Linked DNA regions of Homo sapiens: region 2 is linked to region 1. Evidence: chromatin loops called from intact Hi-C (ENCODE). Cell type or tissue: CD4-positive, alpha-beta T cell. All regions are shown on one strand. Each heading gives the region's core, and the rest is flanking DNA. Links, peaks and the distances in the headings are about the cores only.

Region 1 (2,923 bases), core at 164-2,663:
AATTTATGAAGTCTATTCACAAGAACTAGAAACCAGAGAGAAAATGTTGGCATATTTGTTTGTTTATTTTGTTTTTTGTTTGTTTGTTTGTTCTTGAGATTAGATGGAGTCTTGCTCTGTCACCCAGGCTGGAGTGCAGTGACACAATCTCAGCTCACTGCAACCTCTACCTCCAGGTTCAAGCAATTCTCCTGCCTCAACCTCCTGAATAGCTAGGATTACAGGCAACCATGACCATGCCCAGCTAATTTTTGTATTTTTCATAGAGATGGGGTTTTGCCATGTTGGCCAGGCTAGTCTCAAACTCTTGACCTCAGGTGATCCTCCCGCCTTGGCCTCCCAAAGTACTGGGATTACAGGTGTGAGCCCCTGTGGCCAACTGGTGTATTTTAATATATAAAATTATACATATTTTATGTCAGAAGATACAATGCAAAAAGTTAGAAGACAACAGATTGAGAGACCATATTTGCCACTTTTGCACAAAAATTATTAACAATTTTAAAAGCAGCTCAATAGGAAAATTAGTCAATTCATAGAAAGATGAAATATTAATTCACTGCAAATAGCCACTAGTAGTCAGAGAAATGCAAATAAAAGCAATAAGGTGGCATTGTTCAACCATCATAATGTTTTTCTTTAAAAAATTGATGATGGTTCTAAGCTGAGAAGCTGGAAGAACGTCTGCTCTTTCACAGACAGCTACTCAGAGTGTTTCATAAACTGATACAGTCTTTTTAGTGAGCAATTTGGCAATTACTTTTCAATTGTTTTTTTTTCTTTTTTCCTTTCCTTTCCTTTATTTATTAATTAATTTATTTATTTACTTTTGACACAGAATCTCACTCTGTCGCCCAGGCTGGAGTGCAGTGGTATGATCTCAGCTCACTGCAACCTCTGCCTCCCAGGTTCAAGCAATTCTCCTGTCTCAGCCTCCCGAGTAGCTGGGACTACAGGCGTGCACCATCATGCCCAGCTCATTTTTGTATTGTTAGTAGAAATGGGGTTTCACCATGTTGCCCAGGCTTGTCTCAAACTCATGAGCTCAAGTGACCTGCCTGCCTCAGCCTCCCAAAGTGCTGGGATTACAGGCATGAGCCACTGCTCCTGGCCCTCAAAATGTTTTAAAAGTCCACACTGTTTGTCCCAATGATATGCACGCAGCAGTTTGTTTTTACTGCGTCATAACCTGTAATAGCAACAATGGCTCCAAAACTAATCCCCATGTCCTTCAATAGATTATGTGTGTGTGTGTGTGTGTGTGTGTGTATATATATATATATATATATATATATATATATATATATATCCCAAATCTTTGAACTCTAAATTAGCAAAGAGCTCTTGAGCATAAGTTATGGCAGTTATATGAACAGCTGTAGAATTATGTCATTGATAGATAAAAAGAATAAGCCCCAGAAATAGATGAATGCTCCCATTCATGTAAACAAACAAGTAAAAATTTGTCTGCATACAAAGTAGAAGATGGCCTGGGAGTCTTGCGGGAGTGGGCAAGCTTGTGTGAGGGTGCTATATTTTTTTTGGCAAAAAGGGAGTTTATATAATTGGCTTTATATTATTTATTTTTAGACATTTTACAATGAGAATGTGTCTATTATTTACTCATGTGATTTGAAAGAAAAACCAACTAACAAAATGTGGTGTAAGAAATAGATCACTCTGGTAGCAGTGCCCAGGATGGATTGAAGTGATCGGAAGGCCTGGAAAGGGGATCTTGCAGGGATCTGGGCAGCATGTGAAGACCTGTGAGCTGATCCACAATGGCCGTAGTTGAATTTGGGGAACAGGAGCTGAAGTCATGAAATGCTGAGAGGGTAGAATCCAGACCATTGGGTTATCCGACAGGGCAGGAACTTGTCAACAAAGATGCTCAGAATATATTGGGTAAGATACCAGGTGATGGTGGTGCCATTAACAATGATAAGTAATGCAGAATGTGGAAAAGCAATTGAATCCCGAGGAAGCATGCACTTGGTGTTATTTTATGTAGGGGTTATACTTAGGAAACTGCAAAGAACAACTGGGATCAAGGCTATAGGAGTTGGGTGAGCTGTAGACCAATTTTATTTGGCCTCTAACTTAGGTTTAATAAATGGACTTAAACCATCCCACTTTGGAGCCAAAATGGAGATTAATTGTCTCAGCTCCTGACCTGTGGACCCTGAACTTCTACAGCTTCTCAGGACAGCAAGCTCTTAACTGCCAATGTTTCAAAAATCTGAGAGGAAAATGTCTGTTTGTCTGGAATGAGGCTGCCCTCACTAACTACAGAGATTTTCTTTGCTTTTGCCTGGATTCATCCCACTTGTATTCCTCACCTGGTGAAGCTTAAAAGCTCTGATTGATAAAATGGAAAGACAAACCAACGACCAAACATCTATGGAAAACAACAGTCTACAAAGAATGTGCTTCACCCCATACCTTCGGGGTTGGATAATAGCGTGAGCCTCAGTACAGGGAACTTTTTCTTTTTCTTTTCATCGATTTAGGTGGTACAAAGTGCAGTTTTATTAGATGGATATATTGCATAGTGGTGAATTTTGGGCTTCTATTTTAGTGTAAATGTCATCTGAATCGAATAGACTTTACCCAACAGGAAATTTCAAGCTTGCTTTTGCAGGCTGGCCTGGCGACTTGTTGAGACTCAGTTTTCTCCCCTTCCTTTATGTTCATTTCCTCTTTCACAGTATAATGTATGATCAACCTCAATTTTGATATCAGCCCCCAGTCCATACCCCACTTTTAGTGTATAATTTTTTTCCTCTGGAAGGGGAGTTGATTGATGGTAGCAGAAAGGACACTGGAAAGAAAAATAAATTAAATTTATGCAAGTGGGGAGGGGGTTGCCTCATTAACAGAATAATTGAGCTGTTAGCTAATTTTACTTGTTATCCGCAGAAAA
Region 2 (2,923 bases), core at 303-2,802, 400 kb before region 1:
CATCACTAAATTAAGACATATTAGAGAAACTGTAGCAGAAGCAATGGCAATGCCTACCTAAATATAAAAGGGGTGTTGAGAAAAAGGAAAAGGAAATATTTGCAGAGGTGCCCAGGTCTCACTTAAGGACATCTGAAGGTTGATGGTGCCAGGTACATAGACCAGAAGGCTTGCCATAGATTATTTGCTGCTTCTGGGATGACTCACAGTGGCCAAAGTCTTCATATGATCCATACTGTGTGACCAGGTCTCCTGAGTAACTTTTCTTCTTAATCACGTTACAGAGAGATTCCTGGCAGATCTCGAACAGGCTGTTGTGAATCTGCACGCAGGTTGCACACTGTGCAACTTGAGTGGCTCAGTTTCATCACAGTCCTGCAAAGTCAGGCCCCTGAAGATGCAGAGCATCCAGCCTGCCCGGCCATTTGCTGTGGCCCTGGCTATGCATCCATCTGCAGGCCAGTAACTTTGTTGATGTCTAACTGATTTTCAGAGGTTGCTCCTAAGAGGGATTTCTCTCAGGTCTCAAAAAGAGAAAAAAAGTATCTGCTTTTCCTGATTTAGTCTGTTCTTAGCTGGTAAACTCTTAGAGTATTTAACTGATTATGATTGTTTGGGCCCCTGAGAAGGCCACAAGTTAAATTTGCAGTTTTCTTTTAGTAATTTTCTAAAACTTTGGACAATGTTTCTCAAACCATAGTGTAAATTGTCTGGAAATTGAAACATTAAAATATGCTGTTTGCATATCTGCCCTCAACTATGGCCATTTAGCAGGTCTAGAAACGGGCTAAGAATCTACGTTTTGGCCAGACAGCAGGTGATTCAGATACAGGGGGTAAATAGATGACAAATTTAGATACCTCCCCTCATGGTAAGCCCTTTTATCATTTAATTCTTCCTTGTTCTATCTTATCTATTTTTTTTATCATTGTTCCTTTCAACAGATGTGTGTGTATGCTTACTTACAATTTGTTATTTTCATTTTAAATCAAGTTGTTTTTGTAAATAATGCAGGCTATGAACTTATCAATTAATTAATTAGTATATGAAATTTGCACAGCATATTGCAGTTTCAAGGTGCTTGTGCAGGCATAATTTTCTTTCCTGTGACCCTCAAAGCAGCCTCCTGAATTCTGTATTGTTATTCTAGTCTAACACATTAAAAAAAAAAAAAACCGAGGTTTAGTGAAGTAACTTACAGGAACAAGAAAGTACTAACTTAAAAAACGAAAACAACTGAAAGGACTACCTGTGCGGCATGCCCAGTATGGGCACTCTATGATGCTGCAAAGATAGAGTTACAGGCATTTGCAGAAATGGGTCGAGTTTCCATCTCAGAAGGGAAGTGATCTTTCTAAAAATTTACCCACGAGAAAAAGCAGCCGATCTCAGCTCTGGTTTCAGACCGGAGATCAACAACCCTTTATCGGGTTGTTCAGGTGACCTCTCTTGGTCCAGCCTTGTTTCAACACATCTCCGGCATCTGAAACCACATTAGTTATCCCCTCCCCTACCACCTGGGCTCTGACCACAGTGGGAGCCTTACCGAATATCAGGGTGTTGAATATTCACAGCCAACCATGCGCATGCTCCTGTGGGGAGAGGACCTCCCCATGCCCAGGCCTCCTGGAACTGCAGGGCTTAGAGTTCGGACGGTGGATAGAAAGGGAAGGCACAGGGCAGCAGTGATTAGATCTGGTGCCTGGCAGACCTGCTAGGAAGCAGCAAAGTTCAGTGGGAAAAGCTAGGCAGCTCTTGGTCTAGATTCCAGCTTGATTTCTCAGACTGTAAAAATTCTCTTATGCAACTGACTTAATGTCTATAAAGCTTTAGATTCCTCACCTATAAAATAGGGTTTCTGATACCCACATCTAAGGTTCAAGTGATAAGCACATAAAGCAAAGTGTGTAGTCTGCCCCAGGTGTATCAGTCCTCACAATAAGTTAGATCATCTTTCTTTCCCTCCCTGTGTTTATTTAATTGGCTCCATGATTTGTTTCCCATTGCTGCCGTAACAAGTTAGCATGAACTTAGAAGCTTAAAATAACACAAATTTATGATCTTGCAGTCTGGAAGTTAGAAGCCCCAAATCAGGATGCCAACAGGCTGGCGTTCCTTCTGGAAGCTCTAGAGGAGAGATTGTTTCCTTCTCTTTTCTACCTTCTAGAGGCTGCTTGCATTCCTTGGCTCATGGCCACTTCCTTTATCTTCAAAGTACATCACTTCATCCTCTGCTTCTGTGGTCACGTCTTCTTCTCTGACTCTGACCCTCCTGCTTTCCTCTTATAAGGACCCTTGTGATTACATTGGGCTCATTCAGATAATCCAGGATAATCTCCCATCCCAAGACCCTTAATCTAATAACATATGCAAAATTATCTTTTGCCAGGTAAGGTGACGTATTCACAGGTTCCAGTCATTAGAATGGGAGCATCTTTGGGGGTCATTACTGAGTCTATTACGAAGGAAGGTCCAGAAGATGCCTCCATAAAAGCATGTCCTAAAGCCATGGCTAAGAAGATGATGGTGGAACATGAAACATGTTTGCTACAATAATTTAAGCCACATCTAAGAGAGATGTGGAGCCACAGGGCACTGTAAGAGCTTCCTGCATCCTCATAGGGTGTCCTAAATTAGAACACACTCAGATCTTTTCCTTCAAGCACTAACCCATGAAAATCCCTCTGAAAACTCCACCGCCATTTGTTCTTCAGTCTCTGCCAAGCTCCTCCAGTGATGACAATCCCCAGGTTTCCTAAGTTCAGCTTTACCTGTAAGAAATTCTTTCTAGATATGGAAAAGATCTCTCTGAAACCTGCTTAGGCTCTTTCATTCTGTCCCTGGAGCCACAAAGAAGAAAAACCCAGCCCCTTTGCCTTCAGAGATCTTTTCCTTTTGCAGACAGTGAGTGATTGTGAATGCC

The links. Hi-C counts contacts between places; a loop is a spot of excess contacts. Peaks named below come from ENCODE experiments on the same cell type or tissue, not always from the same donor. Only the 100,000 strongest peaks of a DNase experiment are listed, where the experiment ranks them.
Region 2: it touches region 1 in a loop (7-fold over the local background); 1 of 110 quality-filtered maps calls a loop at or near these places.

Annotation. Positions count from the first base shown.
Region 1 is chr14:98,105,958-98,108,880 of GRCh38, forward strand. The region is part of intron 1 of LOC105370655 (a long non-coding RNA gene); the gene reads right to left. The region is part of intron 3 of LOC105370653 (a long non-coding RNA gene); the gene reads left to right. Among named protein-coding and RNA genes, the nearest start is that of LINC02295, 29 kb to the right of the region's middle. In CD4-positive, alpha-beta T cell, for the core only: no CTCF peak of the experiment used is centred there; no DNase peak of the experiment used is centred there.
Region 2 is chr14:97,701,813-97,704,735 of GRCh38, forward strand. No RefSeq gene overlaps it. Among named protein-coding and RNA genes, the nearest start is that of LINC02291, 17 kb to the left of the region's middle. In CD4-positive, alpha-beta T cell, for the core only: no CTCF peak of the experiment used is centred there; a DNase peak (open chromatin) is centred at 1,349; H3K4me3 peaks cover 595 bases; H3K27ac peaks cover 2,374 bases.